Linked DNA regions of Homo sapiens: region 2 is linked to region 1. A link is a contact called in ENCODE Hi-C data. All regions are on one chromosome and are shown on one strand. The core of a region is the stretch at or near the end of the contact, and the rest is flanking DNA. Distances in the headings are between cores, read along the strand shown. Region 1 has its middle 72 kb from the start of SP4. Region 2 holds the start of CCDC126 (coiled-coil domain containing 126).

Evidence for each region. A loop is a pair of places that touch in the nucleus more often than their neighbours do. Pooled maps may share reads with other maps.
Region 2: a pooled map shows a loop between it and region 1 (7-fold over the local background). The contact joins the promoter of CCDC126 here to the enhancer-like site in region 1. A Hi-C loop is called at or near these places in 3 of 37 single-sample maps with no recorded cell type and 6 of 50 pooled maps.

The regions. Positions count from the first base shown.
Region 1 is chr7:21,353,162-21,359,113 of GRCh38, forward strand. No RefSeq gene overlaps it. Among named protein-coding and RNA genes, the nearest start is that of SP4, 72 kb to the right of the region's middle. RefSeq lists enhancers at 1-130, 2,195-2,244. Within about 2 kb of position 2,335, at least 5 of the 41 ENCODE cell types and tissues checked have a DNase peak (open chromatin) inside an H3K27ac peak, as active enhancers do.
Region 2 is chr7:23,595,933-23,602,630 of GRCh38, forward strand. CCDC126 (coiled-coil domain containing 126) reads left to right here and starts at 1,450. Exons shown (of 4, transcript NM_138771.4): 1 at 1,450-1,673; 2 at 2,035-2,119. LOC105375187 (a long non-coding RNA gene) reads right to left here and starts at 1,393. Exons shown (of 2, transcript XR_927098.2): 1 at 1,185-1,393. RefSeq lists a silencer at 1,692-1,931.

The sequences.
Region 1 (5,952 bases), core at 1,085-3,584:
ACTGCTCTTGTGCAAGGGAGAGAAAAATCATCTGATATGTTTCATTAATGTTTAAAGGTTAATGAACTTACAGCTTACTCCTTCTGGTAACATAGCTGCATTTCACAAGGGTCAAGATCAATGTTTAATCTAAAGAAATGAATCTCTAATGCTGAAATCATGAGGACAGTAATGCATGGATGAGGAAGCTATTTTCTGTCAAGGAAATTATCCTGCTATTTACATGAGGATACAAGTGACACTTTAGGTATCAGAAGCTTGTGCATCTATTTAAAATCCAGATAAGTGATCATGCAAAGGATCGACTCATTTTTCTTTTCTTAGAGTAGAATGAGGCATACGAGTTCAATTATTGAACTTATTGAAATTACTTCCAATAAGTTCCTTCAAAATCCAAAGATATTAATGTCCAATCCTCCTTGACTAACTGCCCTCAGGGACTTTTACCAGCAGGCTATTCTTGACTATACGGGTGCCTAAGACATCGAAGATAAGTGTTGTTCTTAATCAAAATAAAACCACATTCAAGATTTCTGTTCATTCAAGTTACAATCTGTGCTGACAGGACACTAAACAAATACTTACTTTACACAATTGAATAATTGGAATACTAAAAATTTTAAAAGCATTAACCATCTGAATTTCTGAAGAAGGTGAAGAATATTCTAGATTTCTTTGGAAAAATTTCCCTCATTCACTTTCAGCCCTTTTGAATGCCCTCCCCTACATCTGGTCTCTACCTTTTTCCCTTTTGCTTCCTCCATATTCCATTCTTTGGTTTGGTTTGGTTTTGTTTTGTTTTGTTTTTTAGAGACCGGGTCTTGCTCTGTTACCCAGGCTGGTGTGCTGTGGTGCAATCATAGCTCACTGCAACCTGGAGCTTCTGGGCTCAAGCGATCCTCCCACCTCAGCCTCTCTAGTAGCTGCAACTACAGGCATATGACACCACACCTGGCTAATTTTTTTTTTTTTTTTCATTTTTTGTAGAGACAGGGTCTCCCTATCTCTAGGGCTAGGCTAGTCTCAAGCCATCCTGCCGCCTCATCCATTCTTTCTTCATTTGTTCTTCCTTTTCTCTTCCACCCATCATCCCTTCTTCCTGCCTCCTTCAATCGATTACTTGGTTAGTGTTTGTTGGGAAGTTAGTCAGTTCCAGGCAGTGGGCTAAACACAAACATGAAAAGATGGGGTCCTCGCTGTCGTCCTTTTCTGTTGTTGAGTAACAAATCACCCACAAATCTCGCAACTTAAACCAACACGCATTTATTACCTCCCCACTCAGTATACCAGAGAACAACCTGGTGTGGCAGGAATTTCTGCTCAGGGTCACCCATGGCCAGTATTCAGGTGTCAGCCGGGCTGGGAACTTAAGTGTAGGCTCTGAGGAGAAATCCACTTCCAAACCCATTCAGGTTATGACAGAGTACCCTACAGTTACAGGACTGAAGTGCTTTCCATCTGAGATCTGGGACCTGCCTCAGCTCTTTGAAGCCACTCACATTCCTTTTCCCATGGCTCCTCAATCTTTAAGCAGTAATAGTGCCAAATGACTATCGTGCTTCAAACCTGACTGCCTCTATTGTCATCAGCCAGAGAAAACTCCATTTTTAAAGATGTATGTTATTACATTGGGCCCACCAGGCTAATCCAGGCTGGTCTCCCTCTGTAACAAAACATAATCTCAAGCATGATAGCACATTCTGAAGTCCCAGGGACTCGGGAGGGACTTCACTGGGGGCCGCTTTAGAACTTCTGCCTACACATCTGCCATCAGGTGCTCACACAATACATACAAAAACAATAGCACTGCAATAAGATAATTGTACAAAAGAAAGTGCGGTAAACAAAATGTCACACATACATACAATGGAATACTATTCAGCCATAAAAAGGAAGAAAATTCTGACATGCTACAACATGGATGAACCTTGAGGACATTATGCTAAGTGAAATAAACCTATGATCCCACTTATTTGCAGTATCTAGAATAGGCAAATTCACAGAGACAGAAAACAGAATAGAGGTTTCCAGGCATTGGCGGGAAGAAGAATGAAGTTGTTGTTTGATAGTTATAGAGTTCTGTTTGGGATAATGAACGTGTTCTGGAAATGGATAGTGGTGACAGTCACACAGCATTGTGAACATACTTAAAAGTACTGAATCGTATACTTAAAAATGATTTACATGGTGAACTTCATGTTCTGTATATTTTACCACAATAACATAAAATTAAAGTGTTGAAAAAATAGACTGGAGGCATAAGAAAAGAACAGCATAACTTGCTTCCTGAAAGAGCAAAATGTCAGATTGGGCAGGAGATAAGATCAGATGGGTGTGGGTGAGAAGGGTGTGGACTGTGCGGTGGGAGGGACAATGTCATAATTTCAGTTCCCTTTTTGGTCACCACACAGCTAAGGTAACTTGATAATTTTGTCCAAACCTGCCTTCCTTTCTTGCACTAGCTGCCTGGAAAGCAAACCTTATTTAGCAATCACTAATAGTCCTAGAACTTTTGAGTGTTAATGATAGAGGTGTGAATCAAGTACCTGCTATTTATTAAGTGTCACGTTGGTGACCCCAAATTCACCTTGCTTCTAGGAAATAGAAAGAAGGAAACACAGAGACTGAGCACTATGCTGAGCACTGTGCTTCCTTACATAGCTTCAATGCTTCACAATGACAATGCAAGTTAAGTAGCCATGAAACTTGTTTTCCCCAGTTTTACCAATAAAACATTTGGGGTTGTGAAAGTCTGAATAATTGCCCGCATGTCAGGTAACAAAGAAAAGAAAGTACCTTCCCACCTGAGGGTCTTGTAATATGCTGTTCCCTCTACTTGGAATGCCTATCTACTTTCTCAACCTGTCACCACCACCACCATCATCTACACACACACACATCTGCTTAACATTCTGTATCTAATTCCTACCCATTAGTAAGCAAGGCTACCATATTCAGCTTTATAGATTGTGTGCTGCAAGAGTCCCAGGAGCACCATTCACGTAGACCACAATGTAAAAATGCCCTTGGAGTTGTGCAGTGCCCAACCTGCACAAACATACATGGCAAACCTCAGTCTCTCTCTCTTTTTTTTTTTTTTTTTTGGAGATGGAGTCTCGCTCTGTCACCCAGGCTGGAGTGCAGTGAGGCAGTGATGCAATTTCGGCTCACTGCAACCTCCGCCTCCTAGGTTCAAGTGATTCTTCTGCCTTGGCCTCCTGAGTAGCTGGGATTACAGGTGCCTGCCGTCATGCCCAGCTAACTTTTGTATTTTTAGTAGAGATGGGATTTCACTATGTTGACCAAGTTTGTCTCAAACTCCTGACCTCAAATGATCTGCCAGCCTCGGCCTCCCAAAGTGCTGGGATTACAGGCATGAGCCACTCTGCCCTGCCTATACATGGCAAACCTCTCTCAAAGTTTTGGCTTAGGTGTACTTCTATAGGTGGGCCGGGTTAGGTCTTCTCTCATATGCATCTGTATTCTTCTTTAAAGTATCTAGTACAAGCCCACTTAAATAGTTATTTGCATAATTAATATTTTATATATGACTTCCCTGCTAAACTGCAAGTTCAACAAAGGGAGAAATCACATCTGCTTAACTCTTTTTGAACAAAGAAATAAGATAGAGCTGGGTTTGTGTGAGTTCAAAGCAAGGATCTTCCAACTGTCACTTACTGGTGCCTGTGACTGATGCAGAAAAAGATATGGAACCCAGAGAATAATGTACTAACTCTTTCAAACTTAACTCTTGCTATTGTTCCTTCTTTCTGTAACATGTTAGATTAAGTTTGTTTTTTGTTTTTTGGGTTTTTTTGCAATTTTGATAAGGTGTCCATCATGGTGTTTAACATGCCTATATTATCTGCTAAGGGGGCATTCTACAGAGCCACATTTTATACTAGGTAACTTTACTGAATTGAATAGTGTCCCCCCAAAATTCAAGTCTGCTTGGAACCTCAGAAATGGGACCTTATTTGGAAATAGGGTTTTTGCATGTATAATTAGTTAAGACAAGGTCACCATGGATTAGGTTGCCCTAAATCCCATGATTGGTGTCTTAATAGAAGAGGAGACAGAGATCCAGGTACAACAACATTGGGGAAGGAAGACAGGAGGGAAGGAAGGGAAAGAAGGAGGGAAGAAGGCCATGTGATGACAGAGGCAAAGACAGGAGTGACGCAAGCTAAGGAACAAGACTTGTCAGCAACCACCAGAAGCTACAAAGAGGCAACAAAGGACTTCTCCAGAGCCTTTGGACAGAGAATGGTGCTGCCTACAATTGGATTTTGGAGTTCTAGCCTCTGGAACCATGAGAAAATAACTTTCTGTTGCTTTAAGCCACTCAGTTTCTGGTACTTTGCTAAAGCAACCCTACTTAGGATCAAAATAATCCTAGGTGCTATAGCAAATAAACCTCCAATTGTTAGTAGCTTAGTGATAGAATTTGAGACTCAGCAGTTATAACCTACAGTAGGTGTTCCAGGTATATTGGTGGCTGTTCTCCACATGGTGATTCAGTGATCCAGGCTTTTTAAATCTTGTGTTTCCACCACTTTCTAGGGCCCCTTTGTCTATGGAAACGGGAAAAGAGAGTTTAGAACACATATTAGCTGTTTAAGTTGTCTTGACTTAGACGTGACAAAAATTTCTGCTCACATTCCATTGTCAAGAACTGGTTAAATGGCCCCACTAGATAAAAGAGTAAATACAGGTGCTTTTGAGTGATAATTCTATATTGTGGAAGGGGAACACACATTTTGCTGGGCAATTTGCCATCTCTACTACACTGCCCTCCCAACCTCAGTTGATGTGGTCAGCCTGAGGAGTAACTTCATGCTTGGCATCAAACAATGAGCTTGATTAATCATATTCTCTTTTTTTGGAATTTTGTTTTAGAACTTTAGAGAGAAGATCAGCTGTGGTGGCCTCACACCTGTAACCCCAGCACTTTGGGAGGCTGAGGCATGCAGATCACTTGAGGTCAGGAGTCCGAGACCAGCCTGTCCAACATGGTGAAACCCTGTCTCTACTAAAAATACAAAAATTAGCTGGGCATGGTGGTGTGTACCTGTAGTCCCAGCTACTCAGGAGGCTGAGGCAGGAGAATCGCTTGAACCCAGGAGGCAGGGGTTGCAGTGCGCTGAGATTGCGCCACTGCATTCCAGCCTGAGTGACAGAGTGAGCTCTGTCTCAAAAAATAAAAAAAAAAGAACCTCAGAAAGAATTTAGCTCTTAATAGCTCTCTTATGTTACAGTTTTGGGTTTGAATTTTTTAACCTCTTGCCTCAACCTCTTCCCAATTCCTGGGATCAGAGACTGTACCTGATTCATCTTTATACCTGACAAAATGTCTCACCCAATGGTTTACAGATGGCAGGATTTCACACATATTAGTGTATGCATGCCTATATGAATGTATGAATTAGGAAGCATTAAGAGTAAAAAGTTATGGTACTATAATTTTAATGTAGGTGATCTAAGTGACCATACTCAACTGTACTTAAAACATTATTTTATGGGGCTTGTACAGTGACACTTCTCCATTTGTAAAGAAATCAGTCACCAGATTCTAATTTTCTTCGTTTGCCATGCTCTGTATTCAACAGTGCAGGAGAACTGTGTGTCAGAGGAAGTGATCACTCTCTATTTACATGCAACTTACTCAGGTTTTTGCACAACAGTTTGCCATTTGTCAATACTAACATGTCCTCAGCAAACAGCCACATTGGATGAATTATGGTTTTCTTCTCACACTCAGAGCAGCAGTAACCCACGGCCACGTCTAGTTAGAGCCTACAGTCGTTAACCATCATTACAAGAGACTCGGCCTTAACACAAAAACATTTCAGCAGCTCTTTGGCAAAAGGCTAAAATATCTGGGTTACTCAATGTCATATCCAATTTTGTGCACTTCTGTGGGATTGCTGGAAGCAAAGTGAAGTTATTGGG
Region 2 (6,698 bases), core at 200-2,699, 2.2 Mb after region 1:
GACTATAGGTGCATGCCACCACAACTGGCTGACTTTGGTATTTTTTTGGGGGGTACAGATGGGGTTTTGCCATGTTGCCCAGGCTGGTCTTGAACTCCAGGCTCAAGCAATCCACTTGCCTCAGCCTCCCGAAGTGCTGAGATCATAGGCATGGGCCACCGTGCCTAGTCTATAATAAAGCTTGTTATCCGGTAGCACAAGTTTTCCTCCTCCCACTCCTTCTCCTCTTCTTTTTTTTTCTTCCTCCTCTTCCTCATGAATGCTTGTCTTTGCTCTTCCATAACATTTTGAATTAGCTTGTCAAGTTTCTCACACATACACAGAAATTTATTGAGATTTTGTTGGGAATTGCACTGGCTCTGTAGGTAGGTTTGGAGAGACTTGGCATTTTTCAGTATTGACTCTTCCAATTTATGAACATGTTACATCTTTATTTAGGTCTTCTTCAGTGTCTTCCAATGTTTTCTTCAGGCAGGTTTTGCATTTCTTTGATCGATTTATTCCTAGGTACTTGATATTTGTTTGGAGCTGTTGGAAATGGTATCTTTAAAAAAATTATCTTTTTTACTAGCATATATAAATAAATATTGATTTTTTAAAATATGATTTTTGTATCTATTAACCTTGTTAAAAACTTTTATTGTTAACAGTTTATCTGCAGATTGTTTTGAAGTGCCACAAACAATTTTTTTTTTTTTTTGAGACGGAGTTCTGCTCTTGTTGCCCAGGCTGGAGTGCAGTGGCGCGATATCAGCTCACTGCAACCTCCGCCTCCTGGGTTCAAGCAATTCTCCCGCCTCAGCTCCCCGAGAGGCTGGAATTACAGGCGTCCGCCACCTCGCCCTGCTAAGTTCGTATCTGTAGTAGAGACGGGGTTTCACCATGTTGGCCAGGCTGGTCTCGAATTCCCGACCTCAGGTGATCCTCCCGTCTTGGCCTCACAAACTGCTGGGATTACAGGCATGAGCCAACGGCGCCCGGCCTCCACGTACATAATTACATAATCTATGAAAAAATAATTTTGTTTCTTCCTATTTAATCTTCAATCCTTTTATTTTTCTTGCCTCACTCCACTGGCTAAGGACCTTTGGCTTCAATAATGGGTAGTCTCATCTGTAGCACACTTAATCATCACTAAGCTTTCCCAGCCTCAGGTCAATAGTATTAGGAGGTTGGTTCCTCACCGGAGGGTCGGGAACAAGACGCCAGAGCCCTTCTTCCAGCGCCTGCAGCGAGTTAAGGCCGAGGGTATGCCTCTGGCGGGCTCATCTTCCAACACAGAAGACCCCGCCGCCCTCTCTGGTTGCCGCGCAGCTGCGTCGTTCTGACCCAGGGTAGGTGCAGGGCGGCTGGAAGCACGTGCCGCCGCTTCCTCATTCTGGGACTACATCCCCCACAATGCCGCGCGCCGCGGGCGGCTGGCCCCCGAGTGCGGGAAGGGCCGGCAGGGAGGCGGAGCGGAAGCCGAGTGCGAGGGACGAGCGGAGTAAAATCTCCACAAGCTGGGAACAAACCTCGTCCCAACTCCCACCCACCGGCGTTTCTCCAGCTCGATCTGGAGGCTGCTTCGCCAGTGTGGGACGCAGCTGACGCCCGCTTATTAGCTCTCGCTGCGTCGCCCCGGCTCAGAAGCTCCGTGGCGGCGGCGACCGTGACGAGAAGCCCACGGCCAGGTAATGAGTAAGGGGCGAGTCCGCCAGCCGGGCCCGCACCTCTCGCGCGCCCCTCAGCCTAGCCGGCCGCTCCTCCCCCGCCGCGCCCCCGTCCCCGGTCCCCGCCCCGCTAGGGCCGCTGCTGCGGAAACCCGGCTTAGGAACGGGCCGGCAGCCTCCGGCCGCGGCCGGGAAGGCTCTTTGTCCCTTCCTTTGGGCCGCGTCTCTGCCCCTCCGCGTCTGACAGCCGCGGCGCCTCGGCTCGGGCGGAGAGCCGAGCGTGGCTGGGGCTGCGCGAGTCGAGCGGGGCGGGCTTGGTCCGGAGCTGCGGGATGTAGATCCCGGGCGGCACCGCACTCACTTCTTTTTCTGTTTTTGACAGCTCAGTTCTCTTCTACTTTGGGAGAGAGAGAAAGTCAGATGCCCCTTTTAAACTCCCTCTTCAAAACTCATCTCCTGGGTGACTGGTAAGGATGAACTTAAACTGCCGTGTTGATTGTTGACTGTGACGGTAATGAGAATGGCTCAGCCAGCTAGGGTTCGAATCCTGCCTGGGTTTCTCTCACTGCCTGCCTTGGTGATCTTGGTTACTTAAAGGCTCTAAGCTTGAGTTTTCTCATCCATCAAAACACACACCTGTAAGTGGTTAGAATTAGGAATATAGACCTATAACGTCATTAGTTCTTCATTTGATGAAAAGATCCTTTGTGATACTTTCATTAGCTATGACTGAAGTGACCGAAGTGGCCTCTGGACTTGAGTTTTGTGCTTTTGTTTGTTTAATCATCCTGGGTTGTGTGTTCTTCACTTTATCTTAAACCTAACCAAAGGATTCATTAAAATATGCCGTCTTCCTAATTTTTGCTGTTTTAAGATGGCTGAGAATGTTCTTAGGAAATTGATGACTCTGCTTTTCTGTGGATCAGCTTCAGAGGTACAAGTATTCACCTCTCCCCTCCCCCTCAGGTGTGTCCTTTGGGAATCCTTAGAGGCGCTAAGTGTTTGTTTCGTCAGAGTAGGCATCCAGGTATTTTACAGTCCTGCCTCTGGGCTTCACCATATTTAACCTGGGTCAACTTTTTTCTACATCTGTCTGCATCTTCTCACTGATTAATAATTTCTCACTCTAAAATGTGTTGCAAAAATACTTGTTTTGAGGAAAATGTTTCTATGTTGGTGTTATTTAGTGCAGTGTAGGACAGAGAGTAATGGCTACGGAAATAGGAGTCCTTAGTTTTGTCCTTGCTCTGTCACTATCTGTGTAACCTGAGATTACTTTGTGGTCCTCAATGTCCTCATCTCTAAAATAGTGAATTGGTCTGATTCCAAGGACTCTTCTAGCTCAGACTTTCAATGATAAAGGTTTTTAGAGGTTTTTTTTTAAATGTGGAAACAAAATTTGTGTAAACCCTTTTAGTCATTTGTGTTCTTAGTGTTTCTTCCTGCTTCAGGTCATATAATTCTTTCAAACTACCTTGAAAGAAGGAATACATTTAAGAGAACAAGAAAGCTGCCAGAAATAAGAATCTCTACCAGCCAGTTATCACTCTCTCATGAGCTGCACAGTTTCTCTGCATTTTTGACATGCTTTGTTCTCTTTCTCCCTACTCTGTATCTTTTGCTCATAGCCCCTATACCTGTTGTGCCTGATTCTTCATAACTTTAGCTTGTCAATCCCCTCATCCAACTTTATTATTTATTTTCATGACTTCTCCTTCAGCTCCTTCTGCCAACTGCCTGGTTTTCCCTGGGGCCTCTTTGTTTGAGGCCAGAGATGCTAGCCTAGTTGGCTTTGGAAGGGGAGGTGGGGACATGTGGCACAAAACATGATTGGCCACGGCTGTGACAGGTGAAGCTCTGTGATTGAAGTATCTAGTGCTGCATAGTGTGTGTCTATGTATATGTATATATATAGGTTTTGTTGTTTTTTTTTTTTGAGACAGAGTCTTACTCTGTCACCCAGGCTGTAGTGCAGTGGTGCTGGCTCACTGCAACTTCTACCTTTTGGGTTCAAGCAATTCTTGTACCTCATGCCTGGCTAATTTTTGTAGTTTTAGTAGAGACAGGGTCTCACCATGTTGGTCAGGCTGGTCTTGAACTTCTGACCTCAAGTGATCTGCCTATGTCAGCTTCCCAAATGGTGGGATTATAGGTGTGAGCCCTGGAGCCCGGCCTGCATAGTTTATTTTATTGCATATTTTAGTTTAGTTAGTTTAGTTTGAGACAGCCTTGCTCTTTCACTCAGCTTGGAGTGCAGTGGTGCGATCTCTGCACACTGCATCCTCTACCTCCCAGGTTCAAGCGATTCTTGTACCTCAGCCATCCAAGTAACTGGGTTTACAGGCATGCACCACCATGCCTGGCTAATTTTTGTATTTTTAGTAGAGATGGGGTTTCACCATGTTGACCAGACTGGTCTTGAATGCCTGACCTCAAGTGATCCGCCCTCTTCAGCCTCCCAAGGTGCTGGGATCACAGGCATGAGCCACCACGCCAGGCCATATTTTAAATTAAACTTTTACTGTAGCATAATGGTTAGTTTTCTTTTTGCCTTAACATTTTCTGTTTTTATCCCTGCCTCACTTTACCATTTTTCTTTTATCTGTTTTTGTAATATTCAGTGCTATTGTCTTCTATTCTGTCTCCCAAATGTGCCATCTAAAAATGATCTGATATCTTGACACTCATTATTTCCGTATCTTAGCTGGAATTTTAGTGTAGCTTCTCTCAAGGCAGTGCATTTTAAATCTTAGACCTTATTATGGAGCGAATGGCTGTGTTCTGTGTTAACCCCCCCCCCCCCACCACCATATTAGCCTCAGGCAGTGTTACATAGAGAAAATATTTTAGGAATGCCCCTTTTTCCCTGAAATTACATTCCGGGGTCAAGTCTGTGGAGGACTTTTTTTTGGGTCGTTTTTGGAGAGAACTATTTGAACCTCTGAGCTGTGGTGAACATACTGTGTCTTTTTGTAGTAAATCTATGCCTCTCTAGCTGAAATTCCTTTGGAGACTAATAGGCAGTAGTTCTTCTAGTACCTTTGGCTGAGTGAAAGCTTCTCTGCCTGCTAGTTGCTGCTATTGCTGTTGATAGTTACTTTAGCTATAGTTATAATGGCACAAAATGTAGAGCACTGAATAGATGCAAAAATGAGATTTGAATGAGAGATTTTAAGGTATGATTAGCCATCTATTTGTGTTTTTAATATTGCTGTTGCTATGTTTGCATAAAATACAAGGAAGTACTTCATGACAGATGACAGGGAGTGTGAAATGCAGTATTTTTTAAACTTTTTTGTTACAATCCGTAGTAAGAGATCTTTTTATAGCAAGACTCCATTGATGGCTGAGTATGGTTGTGTGCACCTGCAGTCAGTCCTAGCTACTAGGGAGGTAGAGGTGGGAGAATCATGTGGGCCCAGGAGTTTGAGACTGGCCTGGGCAACATAGTTAGATCTCATATCAATAATTAAAAAAAAAAAAAAAGACTCCATACACGTGTAACTGTGTGTGCATAGGCTGGACTCAGTGGCTCATGCCTGTAATCCCAGCGCTTTGGGAAGCTGAGGCAGGAAGATCGCCTGAGCTCAAGAGTTTGAGACCAGCCTGGGCAACATAGTGAGACCTTGTCGCTGCTAAAAATAAAATTTGTCAAGTGTAGTGGCACACACCTGTAGTCCCAGCTGCTTAGGAGGCTGAGGCAGGGGCAAGGGTGGGGGCCTCTTCAGTCTGGGAGATCAAGGCTCAGTGAGCTATGGCCACTGCATTCTAGCCTGGGCAACAGAGCCAGACCTTATCTCAAACAGCAACAACTGTGTATGCATGCATATGTCTGTATATGTAAAAATAAACTGGAAATTTAACAAAACAAAATTGGTAGTGTGTACGGTCTACTCTGATGGTTTCTATTTTATCTTGTGTTTTGAAAATTGCTCATTGCAAACTGTTGATTTTGTTCCCTGCTTTTGAAAAACAGTGGAGTCCTGTGCTGAAAGTTTGGATGCCTAACGTTTCTCTGTATGTTTGACTTTGAGTAGTCATTAATTCTCTTTGTGCTTCATTTTCCTTATCTTTATAATGAAGTTGTTCTAGTTTAAATATTTGCTGATTCTTTGTTTGATTTAATTAATTAATTAAATTTTGAGATAGAGTCTCTGTCACCCATAGCTCATTGAAACCTGGCACTCCTGGGCTTGTGTAGTAGTCCTCCTGCCTCACCCTCCAGAGTAGCTGGGACTACAGGTGCGCACCACCATGCCCGGCTAATTTTTATTTTTTTTTTGTAGTGACTGCGTCTTGCAGTGTTGCCCAGGATGGTCTTGTACTTCTGGCTTCAAGAAGTCCTCCCACCTCAACCTTGTAAAGTGCTGGGATTACAAGTGTGAACCACCATGCCCAGCCTGTTTTACTTTTCTCTGGAAATAATGTTGGACTAAAGACAAGCACATATCTTTATGTCTGTGGCTAGGGAGAAACCACTGAAAAATGGCTTAAATATTTGGTTGTTTACATATACATAGTGTGCTGTTTGTCAAGTAGCATAATGGAGCTTGGAATAGCACTTTTCTCCGAAGATCTTGTAAAGTGGAGTGGACATGTTAATGCCTGTAATAAATATACAAATTTAGAAAAAAAATTTATCCATGTTTTTCTACTTTTGTGTTTCTTAACAGGGAATATTTTGGAGTTTGAAAAATTATATTTAAAATGCTTAATACAAGTTTTAAGTAAATGCACTGACAGATTGCTACCTAGACCTTATTTCGTATCTGATCTTGCCACTGCCCCTTTCAGATTAGAGAACACCAATAAGAATATATTTTTCTTTGTAAACACCACCATATCAGATCATTACTATTCCTGTATATTACCAAATAGTGGAACTGCCATTTTCTTAAGACAGGGGAACACAAAGCTTTCTTTGCTTGTGGGTTTCCTTCTGTTCAGTTTGTATGATTTCTCCAGACCAGGCCATTTCATGCTGTGCTTTGGGAGCCTTCTCATTCTCATTTGTTTGTACTGAGGAAAATAGGAATAAGGAATTTG